Linked DNA regions of Homo sapiens: region 2 is linked to region 1. A link is a loop called in an ENCODE intact Hi-C map of the cell type or tissue named here. Cell type or tissue: heart left ventricle. All regions are shown on one strand. Each heading gives the region's core, and the rest is flanking DNA. Links, peaks and the distances in the headings are about the cores only.

Region 1 (5,385 bases), core at 105-5,104:
GAAGACAATGCAGAGGCCTCTTCCCTTCAAGACACTTGTGCCCTCCACCCAGGATGAGCCCCAGCTTCTTTCCCGGATACTAGTATAGGTTTAAATTCCAGCATCACCCAGCTGAGGTTGCACTGGGCCTTATAAGGGAAGAAAGGGCTTAAACTCAAAGAGAGCTGATGACCCAGCTAACAGGTACCAAAAGTGTCAGGGGGTATGAATAAGACTGGATTCTTGGGGTACTTGGTCAAGGGGGCCAGAACATAAATGTGGATGGGGGAGAGTCTACTGACTGGAGAGCCCTGGCCAAAGATATAGGATTTAACCCCCGAGTAAAGACCCCAGGAGATGGTGTACATTTGGAACTAAGATGACATAGTGAGTTTGGTGCCCTCCACCCCACCCCCTGCAAACCCAAAAGAAATGTCCACATCCTAATCCCTAAAACCTGTGAAGGTGACCTTATTTGGGAAAATGGTCTTTTCAGAATTAAGGATCTTGAGATGAGATCATCCTGGATTATATGGGTGGGCCCTAAATCCAGTGACAAGTGTTTTTATAGGAGACACATAGATAGATAATGGAGAACAGGGGGAAGACCATGTGAAGGCAGAGGCAGAGACTGAAGTGATATGGCCACAAGCCAAGGAATGCTGGAAACCACCAGAAGCTGGAAAAGGCAAGGAACCGATTCTCCCCCTAAAGCCCTGGTGGGAGTGTGGCCCTGATGACACCTTGACCTCTAGGACTGTCAGAGAACAGTTTCTGTTGTTTTTACACCATCCAGTTTGTGGTCATTTGTTACGGCAGCCACAGACGCTAGTACAGATGGCTTTCGGACCATGGAAAAAGAGGATGCCCATGCTAGGTAATGTTAAAATGTCAGAAGTGCCAAGTCAGACAGTGGATTAAGGGATTGTAAGACTCAGGGAGGTGTGTATGATCAGTGAAGTGCCATCCAAGACCAGATCACTTACCAGATATTTATGCTCCACAGGAAGGCTCAGAGAAAACATCCTCCACCAAGACGTAAAGCACCCACATCACTCGGAAGCTCAGTGGTGGCTCTACTCTGCCAGCCTGGGCAGACAGTTGGAAGGGTTCAACAGAGCTGGGCTTACTGATAGCAAGTGGGATGACAAGACCCTAAAATAGGAGAACTACGTGGTGGCACATAATCCTCAGAAGCCAGGTGGAAGCCATGACCGCAATCAGGGAAAAGCTCAGAAAAGCAGCTGAGGGAGCCTGGACCACAGAGAGCTATGGAGATAGTTCATAGAGGACCACATCCCTAGCAGCAAAATACACAGGCAGACAGGGGTGCTTCTCAACCTGTGTCATAGGAAGAAATCCAGGATGGATAATGAGCAGACTAAGGATGGGTGCTCCTACAAAAGTCAGGACCACCTGCCCAGTTTCTGAATATGCGCCAGATTTCAAACCCTGAAGCCCTTGACTGGGAGGAGGGCCAGGTATCTAACAGAAAGACCCTGTAACACCCTGGCAAATGGGCACAGTCATGATTTCCTGAGTCCTTCTGCAAGGGGACCTAAGATCTCACAGAACTGTTCACCAGGGAAGGGGAAATACTCAAGTATTTGAAGTATTTTGGAGGACTGTTAGAACAGGGTCAGAAGTGACATTGATACCCTGAGACCTGCCACAGCATTGCAGCTGCCCGCACTCTGCTTCTGTGGGGCACATGGTGACCAGGTGATCCATGGAGTCCTGTCCATGGCATGGTGGCTCACAGTGGATTCAGTAAGACTACAGGCCCACCGGCAGTCATGGCCTCAGTCCACAAATGTATAACTGGGGTAAATATTCTCAGAAGTTGGCATAGCCTCCCCATTGGGTCTTTGGCCTGTGGGGTGAGGGCATTCCATGGGGAAAGCCAAGTAGAAATTTCTGAAATTGACCCTATCCACTCTGCCAAGATAGCAAACAAAAGAGATATATTGTGTGTACTTCATCTGGGGGGAGGAGGGGACAATGGGAGGATGGAGAAGAGGGCATTATGAGATGCACACAGGGAGACGGAGGGAGATGGCCAAAATTGGTGCTACCCGTAAGAATCGAAAACATGGTGGATTGGTGCTCCTTGTAACATCTACATTTATTTGTTTTGAGTCAGAGTTTCGCTCTGTCACCCAGGGTAGAGTGCAGTGGCATGATCTCGGCTCACAGCAACCTCCACCTCCCAGGTTCAAGCGATTCTCATCCCTCAGCCTCCCAAGTAGCTGAGGCTACAGGCGTGCACCACCATGCCTAGCTAATTTTTGTATTTTTGTAGTAGAGACAGTTTCACCCTGTTGGCCAGGCTGGTCTCGAACTCCTGACCTCAGGTGATCCAACTGCCTTGGCCTCCCAAAGTGCTAGGATTACAGGCATGAGCCACTGTGCCAAGCCATCCATTTCATTAACCAGTCTGGATCATGAGGAATCCTGGTTTGTCTTGGGATAGTAGATTATGCAACTCAACCAAGTAGCAGACCCAAATTGGGCCAGATACGGCACGCTGGCTGGAAGAGATGTGTGCAGGCTCAAGTACATGGTATGCAGCCGTTGATTTTGCATTTGATTTTGATTGTGTTCTTTTCTATCCCCATCAGGAAATATGATCCAAACCAGTTTACATTTTCATTCATTCTTATTATTTTGCAGTTCACAATGCACATTCACAATTTTGTCCCAGGGCTAAGTTAACTCTCATGTCTCTGTCATGATACAATAAAGAGATTTAAACTCTGGGGACCTTGTGCAGAACATCACAATGATCCACTACATAGTAGCCTTTCCTAAGGGTCACTGAGTACCCGATTTACTGACATGGGATCCAGAGTAACAGTGCCTAGGACATTCTAAAGAGAATGAGGTGAGGCAGGGGGCGCATAACCAGGGGACCTGCTGATCCCGACCATACACTTCATCACCCAAAAAGCTACTGACCTGATGGGAGTTGAGATGAACCCCTGGGTTGCCACTATGCCTACAGCTTGGGGATGACACCCCACAGGGCCAGGCACTGTCCTTCAACATGTGGAATGTACTTTGCCCTTTATATGGTTCCAAAGTATTTCAGTGATACTGAATCAGAAACACGGGGCTAGTATCTTCCTCTGTTTCCAGTTTGTAGCTTTTGATGTTGATCTGAAATGACCGCCCAGCAGGAAAGTTAAATGAAGAGCTAGTACATTACATGCAACACAAATCATTGTAATTCACAAGTTAACCTGCAGATGGTGCCATATTATTGCTGTCTCTTTGTTGATCTTTTTAAAAAATTACCTCCCTGACCCCTGTGGGTCCATATCTGGTTGTGACAAACTCATGAGGAAAGACCACAGTCACTGAGTCCCAAAACATTTGGAGTTGAATTTTTACTAACACTGTCTGATGTGCAACCTTCCTTCAAGAAAAAAAAAAGAGATGCTCAGGACAAATAGCTAATGCATGTGGGGCTTAAAACCTAGATGGCGGGTCGATAGTTGCAGCAAAACACCATGGCGCACATATACCTATGTAGCAAACCTGCACGTTCTGTACATGTACCCCGGAACTTAAAGTTAAAAAATGGAAAATAAAGCTTAAAAAAAATTGCTATCTAGCCCTTCACAGAAAAAGGCTGACTCCTGCTTTAGGAGAAAGCACAAAAAAGGAGGTAAAAATAAACAGTGCAATCAGACTTCTGTTGGACCCTGAGAGTTTAATTATGGAAGGTGAAGGGGGAAAAAAACAGAAGAGGAAAAGAGAGCTAAGTGGAAAAAGTCTTTGAAAATTTAGTAGGGCCAGGTGCGGTGGCTCACGCCTGTGATCCCAGCACTTTGGGAGGCTGAGGCGGGTAGATCACCTGAGGCCAGGAGTTCGAGACCAGCCTGGCCGACATGGTGAAACCCTGCCTCTACTAAAAATAAAAAAATTAGCCGGCTGTGGTGGTGTGTGCCTGTAGTCCCAGCTACTCAGGAGGCTGAGGCAGGAGAATCTCTTGAACCTGGGAGGTGGAGGTTGCAGTGAGCCAAGATCATCTGGCCACTGCACTCCAGCCTGGGCGACAGAGCGAGATTCCGTCTCAACAACAACAAAAATCTGAAATCCAAAATGCTCCAAAATCTGAACTTTTTGAGCACCAACACGATGCCACAAGTAGAATATTCCACATGTGAGAACCCTAATACAAACTGTTTCATCACAGATTTAAAATGTTATATAAAATTACCCTCAGGCTATGTGTATAAGGTACATATGAAAAGCTAAGACCAATTTTTGTGTTTAGAATTGGGTCCCATTCCCCATGATATCTTACTATGTATTTGCAAATATTTAAAAATTTGAAAAAATCTGAAATTCAAAACACTTTTGGTTCCAACCATTTCAGATAAGGGATACTTAACCTGTAGTACAAAAATGCACTTTATAAATTTTTTTCTTCAATTTTTAAGTTCAAGGGTACACGTGTAGGAGGTGCAGGTTACCTAGGTAGACGAATGCCATGGTGGTTTGCTACACAGATCATCCCATCACCTAGGTATTAAGCCCAGCATCCATTAACCATTCTTCCTGATGTTCCCCCTCCCCCTACACCCGATAGGTGCCCATTGTGTGTTACTTTCCCCCATGTGTCCATGTGTTCTCATCAATCAGCTCCCACTTAAAAGTGAGAACACGCAGTGTTTGATTTTCTGTTTCTGTGTTGGTTTGCTGAGGATAATGGCTTCCAACTCCATCCATGTCCCTGCAGAGGACATGATCTCATTCCTTTTTATGGCTGCATACTATTCCATAGTGTACATGCACCATATTTTTCAGTCTATTATTGATGGGTCTATCAGTCTATCATTTGGGTTGATTCCATGTCTTTGCTATTGTGAATAGTGCTGTAATGAACACACATGCATATGTATCTTTATAATAGAATGATTCATATTCCTTTGGGTATATACCCAGTAATGGGATTGCTGGGTCAAATGGTATTTCTGCCTCTAGCTCTTTGAGGAATTGCCACACCGTCTTCCACAGTGGTTGAACTAATTTACACTCCCACCAACAGTGTCAAAGCATTTCTTTTTCTCTGCAACCTCGCCAGCGTCTGTTGTTTTTTGACTTTTTAACAATAGCCACTCTGACTGAGAGGAGATGGTATCTCATTGTGGTTTTGATTTGCATTTCTTTAACAATAGTGATGTTGAGCTTCCTTTCATGTTTCTTGGCCCGATGTACGTCTTCTTTTGAGAAGTGTACTTTACAGATTGAAGACTCTCTAAACTTGAAAACTTTTCATTTAAAAATTTTTATACTTTTTTTTTTTAAGACAGGGAGTCTCACTCTCTCGCCCAGGCTGGAGTGCAGTGGCTCGATCTGGACTCACTGCAAGCTCCACCTCCTAAGTTCACGCCATTC
Region 2 (5,385 bases), core at 225-5,224, 590 kb after region 1:
TAACAGTAATTCCCAATAACATCAAATAAAGTCAGTGTTTACTTAATTTGAAACAGGATCTATATAAGGGCCTATAATTGTAATTGATTGATATGTCTCTTAATTTTCTTTTGATCTTTAGCTTCTTTTTTTCTCATCAGATAGTTTTTAATCCGTATAATTTTCAACTTTTGTGATTACTGTGCTTGGATATATGGTCCCTTTTTGTATGGACCGTAAGCTCAGTCTCAAGAGTTTATGGTAATACATGTGATACTAATAGTAGCTGCCTTTTGAGGCCTTTTTATGAACCAAGCACTCATAGTGCTTTGCATATATTATCTCAGTTAATCTGTGTAATAACCCTCAGCCCAATTTTACAGATAGAAAAACTCTCCCATTTGAGACTTCCAGAGGTGAAGTAATAAGAAACAGAGCTGAACCACGTCATTCTGACTCCAGAGTTCATGTTCTCAACCTCTAGGCTCCGCTGCCTGAGTAAACGTATTAGAAGTTAATGCCATGCTGAGTGAGTGCTATGTTATTCTCAGTACTTTCATGGGTGTTTGAAATTTTTCCTAGGTTAACAAAAAAAAAATTGAATGCTGTCATAAAATGGCCATGTGGTCAATCTAAATCAACAAACTTTCTGTGTACATGGAACTGGGTAGGAGCTGAGCAAAATCCATAGATAAATGATGTTTGATCTCTGCCTTCCAGATGCTCACAGGCCAAAGGTTGGTGGCGGGAGACAGACAGATACAAAAGCAGATTGAATAAAAAGTGGGCTGTCGGGAGTCTGTAGTAGAGCTGTAGACAGAAAGTGATGGAGGCAGAAAGGTCATTCTAATTTGGGGGTCTAGGGAAGGCATTTTGGAGAATGTGGGAGCTGCAAGGCCCTTGAATGATGAGAAGGATATTAGCAAAGTGTAGGTGGATGAGGATTGAAGATGATGAGTATTAAAGTGTGATACCACATTCTAATGAAGTTCCTTTGGGGCTTCTCTTTCTCCCAATTGACTACGTGGAAATGCACAAAGCATTCATTAAAGCTTTCTCCCCAGCTCAGCAACTTGCGACACAGACAGATAGGAACTAAACTCTGACCCTGCCTTCACTGCCTTTCCAGGCAGGATCCAGGTTGGAGTGCTGATGTTAAGGTCATGTTGTCCACCTGTATTAACTGCCATTATCTGTTTAGGTCAGGCAGCTTGCCAGGTCTATCTTGGCAGGAAAGCCTCGGTTCCCAAGATAACCTGTTTTGTGCCTCTCTGATTACAACCTGACTGCAACCCTGCATTGTTCTTGGTGAGCAGTGAGCAGCTATCACTGCACAAGGTGACCAAACTCTGTGCTTAGTGGCAGATCCATCTGAGATTCCTTTTGGGTGTGCTAAGAAGCAAGGCTCTCCTTTCTAGTACTTGGAGGGACTACTTACTTCATTTTACATCTTTATTAGAAAAACCTGCTTCTCTGGCTTTACGAGGCTAAGCAAAAAGGGCGTGCTAAGCAGCAAGGTTTTCATTTCTGTTTTGTCACCTGTCAGCAGCAGAAGCTCAGGCTGCCTGACCTTTTCCCAAGCCTAGTGTCTCCCACCTGCCTCCTCGCACATCTTGCAGTTATGTTCTCAGGAAAGTCAAGCAGGTTTAACATTAATCAAAGACAAACCTAAGTAGAGGAGTAAATCGACTACCCACTCCTCCCCTCCAAACAGTATGTAGTAATGAATTCAAAAGCAAAGTATTTTCATTATCCGTGCTAGCAACTCTTGTGACTAAGGATGAAAGTTGAGTTAATAATAAGCCTACAGGCCCTCACTTCAAAGATATAAGGATAACGTATAAATCAATGTTGCTATATTATTTCCAATGAGATTTTTTTAATGTTTACACTTACATGTTTTATTTTCTTCTTATCACATTTATAACATGTAATAGTTCTTAGTGCTGTCCATTAAATATTTCTGGTTTTCCTCCAAATTCACAATAGTAGTATATTTCCTGAACTCTAGAAGTTAGATGTGGGCATGTGATTTACTGTATAGTTAAGACAGTGTGAGTGAAGGAAGTGGATGCCACCTCCAGACAAACTTTGGGAGCCAACGCATGATTGCCTGTGCTTTGCTGTCCCTTTGCCACAGTAACTGGTGACTTTTGGGGTGACGGCTGCTCCTTCGGTCTGATTCACCTGGTAGATCCCCCAGCCAACTCTGTGATAGATATGCAGCACAAGGTGGAAATCAACCCTGGATGTTTTAAGTGACTGAAACTTTGAGGTGGAATGTTACTGCAGCATTACCTAGCCTCATTTGACTGAAATATAGGGTTTTTAAAAAGGCTTCTGAGGATTAAAATGAGCCTCTATAACTTGAGAAAGGATTTTGTCTTGATGAGTGTGATAAAACGCTCACCCTCTACAAATTGGAGGGACTAATGATAATTTTGCCCATCTTTCTAAAAAGGCTTATTTTCCAGTCCTTTGATGACTTACATTATAATCATAATATATAAATATTATGTATATAACACATAATATAGCCCCTTGTAACAAGTTCTTTCCCCAAAAAACATTAACTAAAAGTTTTACAAAGTATTATAGCAAGCTAACTTGGAGGAAATTGCCCTCGTATTTAAGATTTAATACTAAAAATTTCACATTTGTAAAACTTTGGTTCTAAGACTTCCCATGCTCATAATCTACAAGACTGGCCCTTTTTGGTTAGATTTGCTACAAGAACCTGACAATAAAGACTGAGCTGACAAATCTATTGAATAAATTTATGCTGAGCTTCACTGTGTCAAATTTATATTTTAGCACCCTCTGCTGGAGAAACTATATACACTTCTGATAAATGCAGGTGATTTATGCCAATGTGATCATTCTGACTTGTGTCTTAAATATAGGATTTGGAGAATGTTATTTAAAATCTGTACTAAAAGAAGCCTCTCCTTTAAGCAAATGGCCTTCTGACAAACTATCCATGCACCAGTGGTATTTGTCTCCTGCAGATCCCCTAGAAAGACATATACATGCACATATAGTCATTAATGTGTGTATAGTTTACACATGGAAAAAGTAGAAATGGGCTTAATGAAAATGAGAAATTTGTAGGCCAGACGCGGTGGCTCACGCCTGTAATCCCAGCACTTTGGGAGGCCAAGGCAGGCGGATCACGAGGTCAGGAGATCGAGACCATCCTGGCTAACACAGTGAAACCCTTTCTCTACTAAAAATACAAAAATTAGCCGGGCATGGTGGCAGGCACCTGTAATCCCAGCTACTTGGGAGGCTGAGGCAGGAGAATGGCGTGAACTTGGGAGGCGGAGCTTGCAGTGAGCCAAGATCTTGCCACTGCACTCCAGCCTGAGGGCGACAGAGTGAGATTCCATCTCTAAAAAAAAAAAAAAAAGAAATAAGAAATTTGTAATACTATGCCTTTCTTCAACACAGCCTCCCCACCATATATTCTTGTGAGCAAGCACACTTATAGCCTCCAGTCTCTTCTGATTCATCTGCCAAATCTCAGTCCAAATTATGTCATTCCTACTCATTCATTCAGCAAACCATGTGACAGACAAAGTGTTAAGTGGTGGGAATCCCATTTTAAGCTAAACACATTATCTCCTATCTTAGTCTGTTTTATGCTCCTATAACTGAATACCACAGTTTGGGTCATTGATAAGGAAAAGAAATGTATTTTTTATGGCTCTGGAGGCTAGGGAGTTTAAGGTCAAGGGGCTGATCATCTGATAAGCGCTTTCTTGCTGTGTCACCCACAGTGGAAGCTGGAAGGGCAAGAGACCATGAGAGAGCAGAGGAAAGGGGGTCGAACTCATTTTATCTGGAACTCACTCCTAACCCACTCCCAAGGGAATGGCATTAATCTATTTATGAGGGCAGAGCCTCTATCACCTCTTAAAGGTCCCACCTCTTAATACTGTTACGGTGGCAATTAAATTTCAATGTGACTTTTGGAGGAGACATCCAAACCATAAAATATCTCTGTCTTTAGGGAGTTTATGGTCTTATTGGAGAACAGACTTTCACCAAATGAAGAGGTTAGTAAGTATTTAATTATGAACTGTAGGCCGGGCACGGTGGCTCACACCCTATAATCCCAGCACTTTGGGAGGCTGGGAGGCAGGTGTGGATCACTTGAGGTCAGGAGTTTGAGACCAACCTGACCAACATGGTGAAACCCGTCTCTTCTAAAAATACAAAAATTAGCTGAGTGTGATGGCATGTGCCTGTAATTCCAGCTACTCCGGAGGCTGAGGGACAAGAATTGCTTGAACCTGGGAGGCGGAGGTTGCAGTGAGCTGAGATTGCATCACTGCACTCCAGCTTGGGCAACAGAGGGAGACCCTGTCACAAAAAATAATTTAAAAAAAATTATGAACTGTGATATGTGTTTTGAAAGGGTACTCTATGTGAATATCTTAATTATATGAATATGTTAACCTAATTTAGCCAGCTAAGTTAGAAAGCAATATTTGGGCTGAGATGACCTGAACTTGGTGGACGGTGCTAACCAGCTGAAGAGAGGGGTAGGCTGGTGGAGGAGGAGCATTGCACACACAGAAAGCAGCAGGTGCACCACTCTGCATCCAGAAAGGATAAGTGAAAGACAAGGAAGATTCCATAGTAAGGAGATCAGGGGGAGTGTTGCTATTTTACTTTAGAAAGTGGGAGCTGGTAAAAAAAAGGCCGATGGAAGGCAGGGTAGATGGGATAGGCAGTACATTCTCAGCTCTGCATTTCAAAACAAAATTGCTCTTGCTGTGTTTGGGAGAAGAAATAACTGGTTGGATATAATAAGACTGGGTTCCCTTTACTCTACAATTGAACCTAGTGCCCAAGCATGACATGTAAGTTTCTCTAAGTGGGCTCTGTCTGTTTCTTCAATTTCATCCTCACGTGCTCTGTGATACTGATTGTTTCCTGAGAACGTGTACCATGCTCACTTGAAATGCCTTTTCTTTTTCTCACTTCTCCTTTCTCCATCTATGGAAATGCCATTTATTTATTTATTATTATTATTATTTTTGATACAGAGTCTCACTCCGTTGCCCAGACTGGAGTGCAGTGGCATGGTCTCAGTTCACTTCAACCTCCACCTCCCAGGCTCAAGCGATTCTCCTGCCTCAGCCTCCCGAGTAGCTGGGATTACAGGCACCCACCACCAGGCCCAGCTGATTTTTGTATTTTTATTAGAGACAGGGTTTCACCATGTTGGCCAGGCTGGTCTTGAACTCCTGACCTCAAGTGATCCACTAGCCTCGGCCTCCCAAAGTGCTGGGATTACAGGTGTGAGACACTGTACCCAGCTGGAAATGCCATTTATTCTTAAAATACCAATGCAAGACCACATCCTTTGGGAAGCTTTCTCTTTTTTCATCCCCACTC

The links. Peaks named below come from ENCODE experiments on the same cell type or tissue, not always from the same donor. Only the 100,000 strongest peaks of a DNase experiment are listed, where the experiment ranks them.
Region 2: a loop joins it to region 1, with 14 times the contacts of the local background. A loop is called at or near these places in 39 of 110 quality-filtered maps.

The regions. Positions count from the first base shown.
Region 1 is chr6:10,475,404-10,480,788 of GRCh38, forward strand. All of the region lies in intron 1 of LINC02522 (long intergenic non-protein coding RNA 2522), which reads right to left. Among named protein-coding and RNA genes, the nearest start is that of LINC02522, 3.9 kb to the right of the region's middle. In heart left ventricle, for the core only: a CTCF peak has its summit at 3,225 (motif pointing right); no DNase peak of the experiment used is centred there.
Region 2 is chr6:11,066,345-11,071,729 of GRCh38, forward strand. All of the region lies in intron 3 of ELOVL2-AS1 (ELOVL2 antisense RNA 1), which reads left to right. Among named protein-coding and RNA genes, the nearest start is that of ELOVL2, 25 kb to the left of the region's middle. In heart left ventricle, for the core only: a CTCF peak has its summit at 2,807 (motif pointing left); no DNase peak of the experiment used is centred there.